2 separate regions of the Homo sapiens genome follow, and region 1 is linked to region 2. The links are chromatin loops, found by intact Hi-C in ENCODE. Cell type or tissue: endothelial cell of umbilical vein. All regions are shown on one strand. Region 1 holds the start of LOC124904429 (a long non-coding RNA gene). Region 2 overlaps SHE (Src homology 2 domain containing E).

Region 1 (8,000 bases), 230 kb before region 2:
CCTGGCCCTTTGTTCTTAGCTTTCCCCATCCAGTGGCCTCCAAGTGGTTAAGAGGAGATTTTATCAAGAGGTGAAGCCCTACAGTATAAAATACAGAGTCTATTGTGTGTTGTTCAGGCTGATCCCATTAGAGAACGGTTTGGAAGAGGACTCACCTTCACCAGCCCTGCCACCCAGCCTGCAACCAGCTCCCTTGCTGCACTTTGTATAAGCCCTGGGCTTTCATTAGGGTTCTCTGCCCAGAGCACCCGTTCCTCTGGGCCTGCCTGGAAAATGCAAGCCTTGCTCCTCTGTGGCACCTCTGTGGACCCTCATGTGTTTGGGTCAAGGTCATTGCCCTCTGCCTCCATCCCCAGGGCACCTTGTCCACCCCCTGATTGCACCCCTCTGCAGATGTCTGCCTCCTTGGCAAACCCCTCTCTTGGGCTGGGTCCCTGAGGGCAGGGGCTGTGTGGTATTCATCTCTGTATTTCAGTACTTGGCACAGAGCCTGGCATGCAGCAGGTCTTGGTGTTGGGGATGAAGGGAGGGAGGAAGGGGATGGGGTGGAATAGGCATCCGGGCAGAGGAAATGGTGCTGATGTTTCCAGTTGGTTCCTCCCAGGGCGGGGCAGCTACAAGCCCCTGTCTGACTCAGAAAGGGAGGCCTCTGTGGACACCCCAGAGCCCCCTCTAGAGACAGCTCCACGAGAGCCCCAACCACCACAGCTTCCCTCCAGACCCCCGGGAGATGCCAGTCTTTGAGATGCTTCAACTTTCTTAGAGGAAATCGCTGAATATGTTTGGTAATTTTTTTTTGACATTTTCCCTGTTCAGGAGCTTGTGATTTCAGATTAATCACATCCACATACATTTAGACTGTCGGCTTGGAAGGGAAAATTTGAATTTTATTACTGCATGATTTCATCCAAAGCTATCTTACCAACACTAAAAGGATGTCTACAATGAGGTGCAAATCATGACAAAACATTTTATCTCTGGGACCAAGCTCATGGCGGGAGGCCAACGGGACGGGGGGCTGCAGGTGGGACCTGGGTGGGCACAGTTGCAGCCCCTTCAGTAGCCTAAAGAGATCTGTGTGAGCCACCGTCACTGCTGCCTCTTCCTCAGCAAAATATCTCATTTCCTTCCCCGCTCTAGGTTTGCCCACAGCCCTTACTCCCAGGAATGGCTGTTCATCGACTAACTCCTGTCTTCCCATTGGCAGGTACCATGACCAGCAGGACGTAACTAGTAACTTTCTGGGTGCCATGTGGCTCATCTCCATCACATTCCTTTCCATTGGTTATGGGGACATGGTGCCCCACACATACTGTGGGAAAGGTGTCTGTCTCCTCACTGGCATCATGGTGAGTACCCGCCTCTCCCCATTCCCTACCCTTAAAATGTGGCAAAGAGCTGAACTCTTTCTTGCAAGCACATAGGGGCCTTCCTAGCCGCAGAGCGGGGGGTGGCTGTTAGTTAACCGACCTGCATGTGTGTCCCCTACACATAAAATGTCAGGTGGGAAATCTGCAATGGTTTCTCACTTTTCAGTTAACTTTTCTAAGGTAAGAATGAGACCTGGACTCCTGGCAGTTAATGGTCTATTCACAGCTCCCTCAAAATGGGCTGGGTGAAGCTGGTCCTGGCCCAATGCTCTGATGCCCACCCCACTGCTGTGCAGCCACCCAGTTTGCTCACCTCCAGTGAGCACTGGAGCTTGCAGTTTATTGTCCTCCTTCCTGTTGCCTTGGTCCCACTGACCTTGGCACCATTTCTGATCATGTTTAGCTGGAACTCACAGAAGCAGGGACTGGGGAAAGAGCACTGAGTCGGCCTTTGGGACCTGAGTCCTGGACGGGGCTGTCCACATGGCCCTGGGCTGGCTCTTGCCTTTCCCAGGCTTCTGCTTCCACCTCTGCCTATGGAGGGGCTGGGCTCTGAGTGCCAAGTGCTTTGCAGCACTGGCATTTGGCAAGGCTGTGATCCCATCTCCAGGTGCCCAGCAGGTGTGCCGTGCCCTTTCAAGGTGTATCTCTCCTGCCCAGTGCCCTACCACCCACACTCGACACTCTCGCGGAGGCACACACTCTCACCTGTCACATGGCCATCACAGTGTGGCTTATGAGAGGGATGTGGGGTCTGAGTTTCTGCTCACTGTGGACCCTGGGCCAGGCACTCTGCATATTGGACCTGAGCATCCTCCAGGGGAAAGTGGAGATGGAGGGCCTGCCCTGCCCTCCCCATTGGTTTGTGCAAGGACCAAATGCAATGATTTATGTTAAAGTGCTTTGAAAACGAGAAGCGGCCACACACAGGTCAGTGTTGGTGGTGTCCTCAGTGTCCTTCAGTTGCAAATTGGTGAAGTGTTCCCTGGGCCTCATTGCACTTTGGGTCCAGGACAGGCAGCTGCTGCTCTTTGGCCTTCGTCCTGGAATCCTAGAACAGTGTCAGACCAGGGTTGGACACTTTTTTCAGAGGAGGAAACTGAGGCTGAAAGAGGAAAGCACATCTAAGCCTGGGTAGTGTTGGGGGAGGTGGCGGGGTGAGAAGTGGTCAGGCTGCTTGTGGTGTGGCTCTGGGTCTCCATGGCTGGAGACCGCAACCCTCCCAAGGACAGCCCCCCGTCCACAGCCCCCCTCACACCTTTGTGAAAATCCTTCCTTGCAGTGATCCCTCAGATTCCATTTGTCACCCCCGTTGCCTCCAGAAGAGATGAAGACCCTCTTTCTGGAAGGGCAGTGACCCCTTTCTGCAGTGCAAAGGGAGGGCCGCAGGTCTTCCTGCAGGGTCTGAGTGAACGCCTCACAGCGGCTGGGGGCTGCCCCCACTCCCCACCCCACTCCGTCTTGTTGGCTTCCTGGGGCTGATATTGGTGGACCAGACGGTCAGACCCAGGCTTGGGGCAGTCAGCCTGCTGAGCAGGAGGGGCCAGGCTCTCTCCTCCTTTCTGACTCCAGTCCAGGGCAGGTCCCTATTAGCAGGCAGGTCCTACGACAGCAGCTAATGACAAAAAGCTTAGCGCTGGGGTTGTGATAAATCACGGGTAAGTGCAAGGCTTTAGAACAAATACCTCCCATCGGTTAGTAGGAGTCTGTCTTGGCATAGCACCAACTGTCACGAGGAAACCGGGGAAAGACGCTTCTTACCAGAAAGGAATGAAATGCCACTGAAGGCCAAATCTTTCCTTCTTAGAGTCACTCCTGGGGCTTTGTGCCTCAGAACCAGCTCTCAGCCAGGGCTGGCACAGAGCAGGGTTGCCAGTAGGTGGATGGGCCCTGCCGGGAGCCTCTGTTATTTTAAAATACCGACCTTTTCCCCTCTCAGCACATAGCTGTCCCCATCCAAGAAGCAGCACCCCAAAGACCTGGCTTCCTGGTTCCTGGACTCCGCATCTCCTGGCTCTACTCTGGCACAGCTGAGCGGAACAGGCGAGACCCTGGCCCCACCCCTGCCTCTCTTTGGGGTCCGGAGGCTGTTTGTCTTTCAGCACCCCCTTTTGCTGTCTGGGTGTGCAGTGCTCCCCCAGAGAGAGCGTTCTGTTCCCTGTGGATTGAGGTGTGATCAAAGTGGAAAGAAGAAACGGACGATGAGGAGCCAATTCCCACCTTCCATATGAAAAATACAGCCCAGGCCTTTCATCTCTTTTTGTACAAAACCCTGTGCATAAATATACACCTTTCTATATACAGGAACAGGGAGGTTTCCTCTATTTATTGTCAGTGTTTTTCACCCAAATTAAAGTCAGTCGCCTCACTCTGGGGTCAGCCACAGTGAGGAACCCTGGTGGCATTTTTCTAACAAATGTGATTTTTCTAGCTGAGTCACTCCTAGCCAGGGTTTCACTTTGCTGAGGATCCTTTCCCCTCCTCCTCCCAACCTCCCAACACTATGTATAGCTCCCAATTATTATTGCAAGTGCCTTTACTAAAGGTAGGGCTTCCTGTTTGGTTACCATGGACACCAGGAAGGCCAAGGCAAGGCCTGCTTGGGAAGGGAAAGGAAGGATTTGTGTGTGTGTGGCCTGTAAATAGTCTTAATCATTGTTTTCTCTTGGCAATCCCAGTAACAATGTAATTATCAACCATTAAGCAGGGTATATAATTGTCTGAACAACTTGCCATGGCTGGCACAGACCTGGTGTGTTTGAGAGATTTCACCCACAAAAGCAGCTACATTAAAGTCCAGCATCTTTCCATAAGGATTTTTCATGATCATGGTGACAACACAGTAGAGAGAAAGCTGTCAATATTTAGTATCCAGAATTGGAAATGACAGTGCAACCTAAAAGATGTGCAATGCTGACCTTCTGATTCTGTAGGCATCTGGAAGACCCCAAAGCCCCCAAGGCTGCTTGGCATAACTTTGTTTCAATCTAGCCTCTTTCTAAAGCTGGACTCTCTCTGTAGACCCTTCATCAGTTATGGACAAACAGGCAAAAGCTTCTGGATATCTGCAGGGACGCTGAGCTTTTCCCCAATGGCCTCATGAGAGATGCCTCTGAACTGCCAAGGGAAAGTGATGATGAAGTAAAAGGTAGCACAAATTGAGTCATTTCGGGAGGAGGCAAAAAGAGGGCTCAGCAAGACATCTGCTTAATGTCAGTTTTAGAAGATGAGCTTCTCCCGAAACACCTTGGTTTCAAACCAATTGATGTTATTTTAGTTGTTGCATGGAATCTGTTGCAGAAACAGAATCCAACTGTAAATCCTCCAGGCTTCCCTCCTCCATTTGTCACTTTCATTTGTGTTTTATTTTATTTTATGCTTCTTTAGTTAAGAACACCTCATACTTTTCCCCTTGGGATACTTGTTTTTCCAGCTTCTAAGGTTTTCCAGCTGGAAAATGTTTCTTGAAAACAAGAGGTGGGAGGACTGGTGTGGAGGAGTCTCGGTCCAGATTTGGGTCCGAATCTCTAGAGTTAGGCGTGTTCACCCCGTCCCAGCCACCCTCTCTCCATGCACTCGGTGCTCCCTCTCGCCCACGTGCCTTGGGAAGTTCCAGCTCATCAGAAGTGGACCCCATCCACTCCCCTCGCCCCATGGAACTGGAAGTTGGACAGAGCACATCCAGGGACTCCAGTTGATGTCCCCTGTGGTTCAGGACTTGGCATATCTGAAAGCAAAAGGCTGAGTCATGGCTCTTCCCCCCAGTCTGACCCCAGGGAAGTCATAGCAGCAGCTGTTTACCCTTTCCCATCCTGCTTCCTCCCTCCTCACACACCCCCTCTACCCACCAGCCATTTCAAAGATTCCACAGTTAGCCAGGCCCTCGGTGATTTGTCTCTTAAAACTAACCTGCATCACTGCCATGTGACACAGCACTGCCAGGCTGCCACTGTGGCCTGTCAGACTATTAACTCACCTAAGTGAAAGGGCCCAGCATCCCAAAGGGGACCCAGGGGACAGGCAATCCTTATACCACTTGAAGATGGACACAGCAGGGTGGGATCCCTTGGCACTTCCTTCATGTCCTCTAAAGGGCCAAAATGGACCATTGACTTCTGGCTCAAGCCTTAGGCTCCTTGTTCTTCCTTCCTCTCTCAATCCCATCAGCCCATCATTTTTTCTTATTCTTCAGCCTCCTCCTTCTCTCTTTCCCCCCTTGACCCTTGCTGTTTAGGATGCAACGCAACTTGTTCCCCATCTCATTTTCTGCCCAGCTTTACCTCTCCCTGCACCCACCTTCTCTTCTCTTCTCTTCTCTTTTCTCCTCTTCTCTTCTCTTTTCTCCTCTCTCCTCCCCTCCCCTCCTGTTCTATTGTCTTCTCTCCCTTCTTCATTTTCCCGCCCCGCACCCCGCACAGTCTGCAGAGGCTCAGCAGTCTAGGCTTCAGGATTCCTCCACCACTTTATGAAGGCTGCTGATGTCTGGCCCCATCTTTATTAGGTTGCCTCTTAATGGAAAAGACCAGGTTAGGTGTCATTACTGGTGACTGCCCTAATTACATCCAGTCAATGGAAAAATGAAGCTGAGAGCATCCATTTAAGTTGGAATTAAGGGTTAAGAATGCAGCATCCTCTAGAGGAATACTCACAAGGGAGTCATAACATCTCTATGTTGAAAGAAACTGGGAAGTGTCATCTAGTCCACTGTCCTGCCTCCAGAGAGAAATTTATCTTCATCATGTGAGACAGGTGGTTCATTAGATAAAACACTCTAGCTTCTCATTAAAAGCCCCCCCTGCAATCAGCCAGCTAAAATGTGGGCCATGGCAAGCGCTGTGAAACACCCCATCTAGACCCTGGAAATTTGGAATGGTGGATGATTGATTGTTGTGATTACATTCCCAAAATAGCATGGAACAGGGAAGCTCCCTCTTCAGGCCTATTGGACCCCAGCTTTCAGGGATGATTTAAGTAGAGTTTTGCCTGGGCCTAGCGAGAGGAGGGAGAATGGAACCTGGGGAGAACCCTCTCCATCTGATGTTCCATTTTTAACGCTATGATATAGCCCTCTTTTTGGGCTTTCAGCCCAAAGTACTTTTGGAACTCCATATAAAGGAGAGGGATGATACTCCGTCCGGTCGAGGGGAAGGGAGCACACATCTTCCCTCTAGGATGGCTTCTTTTAAGCTATTTTTTGCTTTTGGAGGCATGGCTAAATTGATTACAGCTACAGACCAGGCTGTGCAACTGCCCAGATCCTTTGAAAATTGGGCACAGAGTCTCCTGTAAGTCACAGAAGCTGAAAAAACACAGCCGTCCTCGAACAAAAGAGGAAAATGAGGTCAGAAAAGGAAAGTTCACACAGACTTGGTTCTTTTCACTTTGTGACAAGGCCAACAAATGTACTGAGAAACACTAGATTGTTTTAATGGGGACCCTTGTGGGAAACGAGGAGAAAGCATTGTGAACTTCAACCACATTGAAACTTCACACAGGCTAGCCTTTGTCAGCCTGTGGGATAAAGAGAGAAATAGCTTCTAAAAGAGAGAGTAGGGAATGGATCCACCCATATGCATTCCTTCCAAGTCGGTTATAGATTATAGTACCTTTGAAAAACATTCTTTTCTGCTTCTCACACATTTTGTAAGACCTGATGAGCCAAAAATGTTACTGACAGATTCCTTCCATTCTGGGACCTCAACTGCTAGACTGGGTTCTGTGGCAACTAGAATTACTGTTTGACATACAGGATTCGGTTGTTGGCTTTAATAAGTTCATCATCTCTTTCCATGAGTGGTGGTCAGGGCGGCGCAGGGCACAGCATGCAGGCAGAGGGCGATGGTCTCTGACGGGAGTCCGCTTGCAGAAGGATGGAGCTGACTCCCGCTGCCTGCCGAAGAGCCAGGGGAGTAGTGAGTCTCTGAATTCCCCCTATGCTCACAAGCCAACCAAGAAGCCTAGCGAAGAGGATTTTAAAATGCATTGGGAGAATGTTGGAATGTGCAGGGAATTCCCTGCTTATTTCCCAGACAGTCAAGTATGCACCCAGAGGATTAGGAGAGAGAAAGTGAGTCCCACCATTCTGGGGGCTCAGCAGAGCCTGCTTCCTTGCCCACCCTCCCCCGGGCTCCCCTGGCACGGACCTACCGAGCAGACTAGGATCGCTGTTCCAGAAAATCCCAAGGGTCTGCTGCGGGCTCACTTAAAATCCCGGTTTTGATCCAGCAGAAGTGGTGTTGTCTTTAAAATCTCTGCATGACGGTGAATTCATGAGCCTCCTGGTGAAGGCAGGAAGGAACCGATTCCTTGTGCTGAGTCATAGCGTAAACCTTGAGGTGAAAAAGCCCAAGTGTAGAGCAGGCACAGTCACTGAGTGCACGTGTTCGTGCCAACCTGGGTGCCCTCTGTGAAACAAGCCCTGGGGAAAGGTATTGCCTCTTCATTCGATTATTTTCAGGAACACTCTCAGCCACTGGCAGGTGTTCCATCTGCACCCCAGCTGATGGCCTACCTTCTTTCCTCCCAGGCCTGCTGGTCTAGAGCTGGCAGTGGGATGGAGACCTGCCTGAGGGAGAGAGGGCCCGTGTGTGCTGGCCCCTCTGTCTTCCGCTGCACAGCTTGGCAGCTGAC
Region 2 (8,000 bases):
TCCGATCTGGTTGTTTTTATCTTCTCTCCGATGTGAAAGGGGGAGAGAGAAGAGCTCAAATCGAGATTTCAGACTCCGGTCCAGGCAATCACTTCCTAACATGCATGGGAGCTTTAATTTTCTCTTGCCCAGGCTTCAAACATGCTACCTCCCTGGTTGAAGTCAAGAGCCCATAACACATGCTGTGTATGTCTGCATTGGGCACTTCTGTTCATTCTTCCATTCATTTTTTCATGCTGTAAATACAGCATGCCCACCCTGAGCCAGGCACTGAGTGGAGAGCTGTGTAAAGATGGACGGGGACCCAGCTCATATGTTATTCAGTGGTCCACCTGACTGTGTGACTAGATCACAAGCACCTTGAAGCCAAGGGCTCACTGTATCTTGCAAATGCGGTACACATGGTGGGTAGTCAAGAAAAATGGATTAAGTGAATGGCAGTCGCAGTCACAGTCCCTTGCAGTGGTTGTCTGGTTATTTTTATGGTTGTCACTTCTGGGTGTCTGAGGTTTCTGAGGCTATTTCCAGGCTGTTTCCTCCTCTTCGCTTCTCCTCATGTATCTGAATTCTCACCAACTCCAGTGTTACTTCTAAACTCTTTGGAGAATGTAACAGAGGTTGTGGAGCAAGGCCTGGAGCTTCCTTCCTGAGAAGGGTCCCCTACCCTCTGGTGTTGTCACCCATGTTGTCACACACCACCTCCTCAGGTGCCTTCTATTTTTGGAAAGATGGATGCTTTCTGACACAAAATAGGGGATCCCAGATAGGGATCAAAACCCTATCTGGTCTGTAGCCTGTGACAGTCAGTTTGCCTGTGAATTATTGAACGTAGAACACCTACAATACTGTTTAGTACTGACCTACTTCTCATCTATGAAGCCTGTGTCTTTGGAGCTGTGATCCACTCCTTGAGGACAGGAAGCATGTCTTGGGTTTATTTTGACTCCTTCACAGTGCCTAGCCAGTGCTGGTGGATGACTGACTGACTCATTATGACTGTACTGCTCAGCTGATTGGAGTTTAAAAAACTCAATTCATAAAGGGTATGTGGTAAAGCCACATACCCTTTATGCTCTAAAGCCACAGGTAGCCTTCACTCCCCACATCCACCCCTGCCACCCTCTAACCCAGAAAATGTTTTATTGCTTGGAGAAATAAAGGGAGGTATAAAGAGCCTTGGGGATAAGTGAAAGAGTTAGATGAATTGTTGCAAATCAACTGTACAACCAAAAAAAACAGGTGTTTGTCTAACTGGGACACATGATCAAGTGCAAAAGCTATCTGGAACTGGTTATAGAGATTTTGACCTCCTTGGATATGCAGGAGATGTCAGTAGCCATTTTGATACCATTGCCATTTTGGTATACGGTGGCCCTTAGCAACTGTCCTCTCTTGTTCTTTTTCAGGTCATCATTTTAGAAGACTATGCTGACCCTTATGATGCCAAACGGACAAAGGGTCAAAGGGATGCAGAGAGAGTCGGAGAGAACGACGGTTACATGGAACCATATGATGCACAGCAAATGATAACAGGTTTGTAAGCAGGCTCTACAGAATAGAGACTGAAATCTCACACTCAGTGAGTGTTGTAATATAGTAACCGGTGTCTATTGGGGAAGAGGGATAAAGCAATTTACCCAGATCCTGCTGACTTGAAGAAACAGAAATTAGACCCCAAACTAATGTCGGACTATTTAGGTAACTTCCTGTATGATTTAGTATCCTTCAGAGTTTTAGAATTTACAGGAGTCTTCAAAGTTTTTCTAGTTCTATGCAAGATGACATTTATGAGTGCAGATCTGCTCAGAATATGATGTTCAGTTTTAACATGATTATATACATTTTGGGGCCACTTTCAGAAGCTTTAACATTCATAATGGGAGTCATACATCTTACCAAGAAGCAAATACATACTTAAGGGATTTTAATCTATTAAAAAATGCAAGGATGGCCAGGTGCAGTGGCTCGTGCCTATAATCCCAGCACTTTGGGAGAGAGGCGGGCAGATCATATGAGGCCAGGAGTTTGAGACCAGCCTGGCCAACATAGTGAAACCCCATCTCTACTAAAAATACAAAAATTAGCCGGGTGTGGTGGTGCACACCTGTAATCCCAGCTATTTGGGAAGCTGAGGCACGAGAATCACTTGAACTAGGGAGGAGGAGGTTGCAACAAGCCAAGATTGCGCCACTGCACTCCAGCCTGGGCAGCAAAGCAAGACCCTGTCTCAAAAAGGAAAAAAAAAAAAAGGCCAGGCGCAGTGGCTCACGCCTATAATCCCAGCACTTTGGGAGGTCAAGGTGGGCGGATCACCTGAGGTCAGGAGTTCAAGACCAGCCTGACCAACATGGAGAAACCCTGTCTCTACTAAAAAAAAATACAAAATTAGCCAGGCATGGTGGCGCATGCCTGTAATCCCAGCTACTTGGGAGGCTGAGGTAGGAGAATTGCTTGAACCTGGGAGGCAGAGGTTGCAGTGAGCCAAGATTGAGCCATTGCACTCCAGCCTGGGCAACAAGAGTGGAACTCCGTCTCAAAAAAAACAAACAAAAACTGCAAACATGATGTGATTCTGTATTTTGTAGTAGAAGACTTTCTCAACAAGTTCTACAATATTGGAGCCAAGAATTTAATTACTAAGCAGTAATTATAAATTACTGCTGGCTGGGTGTGGTGGCTCACACCTGTAATCCCAGCACTTTGAGAGGCCGAGGTGGGCCGATCACCTGAGGTCGGGAGTTCGAGATCAGCCTGACCAACGTGGAGAAACCCCTGTCTCTACTAAAAATATAAAAAATTAGCCGGGCATGGTGGTGCATGCCTGTAATTCCAGATGCTCAGGAGGCTGAGGCAGGAGAATCACTTGAACTCGGGAGGCAGAGGTTGTGGTGAGCCAAGATCGTGCCATTGCACTCCAGCCTGGCCAACAAGAGGGAAACTCTGTCTCAAAAAAAAAAGAAAAGAAAAAAAAATCATTGCTGTGTAAACCAAGCCATTCAAGGCAACCACCTAAAACCAAAGACTAATCTTGTAACTTTTCAAGTCAGAACAATTCCAGTTTGTGAGCTAAGCAGTCACTCTGTCATTCTTAGTGTCAAACTTTTCCCTTTTAGTCATAATTCTCTTAAGTTGATGTAAATGATACTTAAATAAAAATAATATAGATTTATTTGTGAACTTTATGTCTTCACCTAGTTTTCCTTAAACAGTCTTCCATCCATAATGAGAAATGTAATTGCTGAATGCTGACTCAAGGGAGCCTTATTTGACTCTTGTGGGTTTCATGCCTGGGAAGAGTAACTGGTCCCACATGAAAGACTTTGTCTCTTCTGTTTAGAACAGATTGAAGAGCTGTCAAGCTCAGGTTCTCTAAGTATAGTCTCAGAAGAGTTGAGCAGAGAGTAGCAGCAGCACACTGGAAGGGCCAAGACAGTCTTCAGAATGAAAACGAGCTGGAACAGGAAAGCCTGGCTCCGCTTCCTGCTTCTCTGCTTACAGAGATAAGGCCCTCCGTGTGGGGAGGGTGTACCCTGGCCAGGCTGTGACCCTGAAGGTCACTGGACTGTGACCCCTAATGAAATCTGTGAATGAAAGGAAGTGAAAATGAACTGTCAGAGTTTTAAAAAACATCAGAGCCTTGAAAGGAATAGGGAAAAGAATTTACTTTTACATAAAATTGAGGAAAAGGATTTTCTTAAAAAAAAAAGTTTTATGCTTAATTGTGATTCACCTTTCTTTGTCCTTGGGTTTTTATTCTTATCTTTCTCTTTAACTGAAGTAGGTAGTTTATACCATACATCTGTTTATTTGGAGAGCTGCACTGATAAGAGGAAATGTGCTGTGATTTTATAAAAATGAATATAATTTTGGGGGGTTTTTTTGTTTTTTTTTTCATGTAATTCCCACAAGAGCTCTATAAGCTAGGGGACTACAATGCTGTCCCCCTTGTGACAGGGTGACAAAAAACAAGATCAAAGGGATTGGGGCTTGCCTGTGTTAAGGAGACATTTTAAGAGACAGAGCAGGAATTAGCACCCGGATCTCCCACTCCACATTGAGTGGTCTGCCCCTGACACCACATGGCGTTCAGGACACACTTGAAATGCCGTTTGCAAAACCACTGTAAACTTCACCCGTAAGTGAGGCACCTTTCCACTCAACCAAGAATGTTGTCTTCAGAAGTCAGAATTGTCCAACATGGAATAAATGTAATAATAATCGCTAGCATTTAATATTTGAGTGTGTATTAAGTTCCATGCTCTGTTTTAAACAATTTCTGAAAATAAATTCATTTAGGAATACAAAATTAATATATTCAGTTGGCAAATAAATTCAAATTTATTAAAAATCCAAATTACTAACTTTCTAAACTAGTGATCTAAGTATACTTTGGTCTTAACTTTAAAAAAGTTGTACTCGTGGATTTTAAAGTTTCTTCATTTAGAATATATATCACAAAGCACCTTCTCAATCAGTGTAGAGACTCTACCTCTTATTCTACCCGTAGGTTACAAGCTGGACAGAATAACAGGAAGTGAGTTTATCGGAAGCTAGAAATAAAAGATTTGCTGCTGGGCTTTTGTTTTTTGTTTTTTAAACCTTTTACTTTTTTATTCAGTTTGCTCCTTGTGTACCTGATTGTCAAGTCCAAGTTCGGAAATTTCCCGTCTTTCTTGAGAAATGAGAGTTTTTTTTACTTGTTTCAGCATTTCTGAAGATGGAAAGGATTTTAATGAACACAGTTGAACTGTGGAGTGGTTAAATCTGTGTTGCCATTCTTTGCATTGCCTTTTTTCTACCGGTGAAATGGGAATTACAGGCCTGGTTTTAACAATATCTTGGGCGTGTAGAATACTGCCCATATGTTGTTTTAGAATACCCAACAAATATTTCTTGAGGTTTTTTTTTTTATTATGTACTAGGCCCTGTCCTGAGCTCTGGGCATACAGGAAACAAGACCCACATGATTTCTGCCCTTGGACCTCACAGCCTAAGGGGGAAACAGACCTACCAGCAAAGAAGATAAGTCATTGAAAAGCATGATAAGTGCCATGAAGTTGAGAATAGGAGCCAGCATCTACCTCAGGGGCAGAGGAAACTGAGAGAAGCCCATGGCTTTCCTGTGGCCAAATCGCTATGGGACCCAGGAAGCCTGGGTCCCCCCAAAACTTTGCTCTTAACTTTTAAAAGTTAAGAATTTATGAGTTTATGAGTAAATTATCACTGAGATTTATCCAAAGGATTGTTCATAAAAAGATATGACTGAATACAAGGCAATATTAATATAAACCTCTGTTGCTTTTCTGCTAAATTCACAGGAACATTTTAACTAAATATTCTAGCTAAGATATTTAGCTAAATATTTGGCAGAAATATTCTACATAATCTAGCATTAGGAGTTTTAGCCACCGCTTTGAAACATTAGCATCGGACAGGTCTTTAAAAGTTCCCATTGGCTAGTTAGCATGAGGATTCTTTCTGCAGTTGATGTCATACAGCTGTAAATTGAGAGCTTACTAGGTACCAGCCTGGCCAAATTACCTCACTAAATCTTGCAGCAACCCTGTAAAGTGTTTTGTTTGTTTGTTTTTTTGAGACGGAGTCTCGCTGTGTCGCCCAGGCTGGAGTGCAGTGGTGCAATCTCAGCTCACTGCAATCTCTACCTCCCAGGTTCAAGTGATTCTCCTGCCTCAGCCTCCCAAGTAACTGGGATTACAGGCACCTGCCACCACACCTGGCTAATTTTCGTATTTTTAGTAGAGACGGGGTTTCACCATGTTGGTCAGACTGGTCTCGAACTCCTGGCCTCAAGTCATCCTCCTGCCTTGGCGTCCCAAAGTGCTGGGATTGCCAGCCACAAAGTGAGCCACCGTGCAAGCGGGTTTCTTTATACAGTTGAGGAAACCTAGGTTCAGAAAGATTAAATAATTTGTTCAAATTACACAACTGAAAATACCATGTCATTCAGCAAGCTGTGGTTTTAGCTTTTGAGCTCCAGTCAAAGATTATTTTTAAAATTTTATTTTTACTTCCAAATGATTTTGTTGGTTTGTTTAAATAGTCAAATCTAAAAGAGAACCTCACTGTTCGAGTCTCCATTAAAAAAAAAAAAAAAAACTATAAACTCCATCTGCCGGGCCCGGTGGCTCATGCCTATAATCCTAGCACTCTGGGAGGCCAAGGTGGGAGGATCAGTTGAGGCCAGAAGTTCAAGGCCAACCTTGCCAATATAGTGAGACCCCATCTCTAAAAAAAAAAAAAAAAAAAAAACTGTTATGTCTGTCTTTGCCTGTGATTTAAACAGAAAAAACCTCTTATGGAAAAAAGTGCAAATGAAGACTGGTTTTGATTTAATTTGTCTTTATTCTCCTCGCTAAATTTCAGGGTTTCTGAATTGTACCTGCTTTTGTTCAGATGTTTAGATTTATTCAATAAGAAAATATTAAAGTAATTTTAAAAGCTTGAGCACTGATCAAAGATATGAGTAAAAAATTGTCGGGCAGCCCTGTTTCTGATTCCAGGAGGAAAATAGAGTCTTAAGAGGCTCCAAGTTTAATGTTTTGGAAACATGAAATGGGTTAAAATGGATTAGGGGAAAAGGCACATTATTTGGAAATTGGAATTAACATTTTACGTGAAATCATTTGAGCATAAAGCATGGACTCTGGAGTTGGTAATAATTGGCCTCACCATAACTGCTGCATGACTGTGGCTTCCGTGTATTCACCTGTGAAAATGGGGTAACACATCTGTCACTGCCTTAGTGAGGCATCAGTGAGATTCTGGGCATAATACACCTAGCAGGTGTATACCTAGTCAGTACAGCCGTGAGTTAGACACTCCAGAGACAATTATATTTCCAAAGAGCATTCTGGACCATATAGGGCAATACTTATTGCTAACTACAGTTAATTTAGTAAAAGAAAATCTTAGTCTTCTGCTAAGACTTTCTTGTTTTTGTGTTTTCATGTGAATGACATAATTACCTGCAGCGAGTTGGGGATTGAGAAGGGAAAATTTTGGGCCCCTATAATGTTTCACACCAACCAACTGCATGTTTTTAGTAGGTGCAGGTCAGTGCTGAGCTTCAGCCCCAGGCTGCAAATGAGTGTTTATCTGCTGCCCGTCCCCTGCATTCTGTTGTCTGCTGTGGTAAATGGCCTCTATCGGCAGCCAGGGTGTAGCTTCCTCTTGCCATTTCCTCCTTCTCAGGCTCGTTTCCTCTTGGAGCCAGCTCTGCACGTCAGGGGCTATTCTCCCTGCAGGAAGGGTCGGCTTGCAGCCCCACGATTGTTTCTGTTTCTATGGCGCCTCAGGTTTGGGGGCAGCCAGGTGTTGGAATGGACTGGAAGGTTACTCCCCTTGAAGAGGGGGGTGGTGTGGGGAGGGGAGGCCTGTGCTCAAGCCCTTTCTTCCCCTAATTAAACATTGTTTCAAAAGATGATAGCAGTTTGCAGATTTTGCCTAATCCCAGGACCCTGCAAGAAAGCATTCTCAACTCCATGCTTTGTGTATCTCCCAGAACTCTAAGTGTGGGGAGACTGTCTAAATAGAAGGACCTCGTTGCAAAAGTAAAAACTCAAACGCGTGTGTAATAAGAACTCAAGATTCTAATCACTATACATCATTTTATTTTATTTTAGGGGAGGTGGGCTGGAAGGCCCGGTAGGAACACTGCCCATCCACCCTGTACATTTTAATCCAAATGTATTGAAATGTCCTTGTGAGCAGGGCTCCTTCTGTCTTAATGTTAGAATCACCTCTTTTTCCTTTTAGTTTAGCTGGGGCAGAATTGCAGCAAGGACCTTGGGAAAGGGTTTCCCCAGCCTGTGCCAGATGGTCTCAACTGAGTGTAAACTATGATTAGAAACCTTAAAATTGTATTCTATATTCATCCTTTGAACTCCTTTGTGTTTTCTGCTTCCCTTTTCTTAGTTCTTTAGAAAAGTTCCTTTTAAAAAAATTACAGCCTTGTCTTAATTGAACCAAGAACAGAGTAT

The links. Peaks named below come from ENCODE experiments on the same cell type or tissue, not always from the same donor. Only the 100,000 strongest peaks of a DNase experiment are listed, where the experiment ranks them.
Region 1: a loop joins it to region 2, with 1.9 times the contacts of the local background. A loop is called at or near these places in 4 of 110 quality-filtered maps.

What each region holds. Positions count from the first base shown.
Region 1 is chr1:154,726,352-154,734,351 of GRCh38, reverse strand. It overlaps KCNN3 (potassium calcium-activated channel subfamily N member 3), which reads left to right. Exons shown (of 8, transcript NM_002249.6): 4 at 1,208-1,349. It overlaps LOC124904429 (a long non-coding RNA gene), which reads right to left and starts at 7,641. Exons shown (of 2, transcript XR_007066638.1): 1 at 7,514-7,641; 2 at 7,122-7,260. RefSeq lists enhancers at 2,264-3,072, 3,073-3,882. In endothelial cell of umbilical vein, no CTCF peak of the experiment used is centred here; DNase peaks (open chromatin) are centred at 3,081, 3,921 and 5,151; H3K27ac peaks cover 2,867 bases.
Region 2 is chr1:154,492,645-154,500,644 of GRCh38, reverse strand. SHE (Src homology 2 domain containing E) reads left to right here. Exons shown (of 6, transcript NM_001010846.3): 2 at 1,407-1,533. Among named protein-coding and RNA genes, the nearest start is that of TDRD10, 5.6 kb to the left of the region's middle. In endothelial cell of umbilical vein, no CTCF peak of the experiment used is centred here; DNase peaks (open chromatin) are centred at 3,514, 4,614, 4,924, 7,204 and 1 weaker place; H3K4me3 peaks cover 1,656 bases; H3K27ac peaks cover 6,980 bases.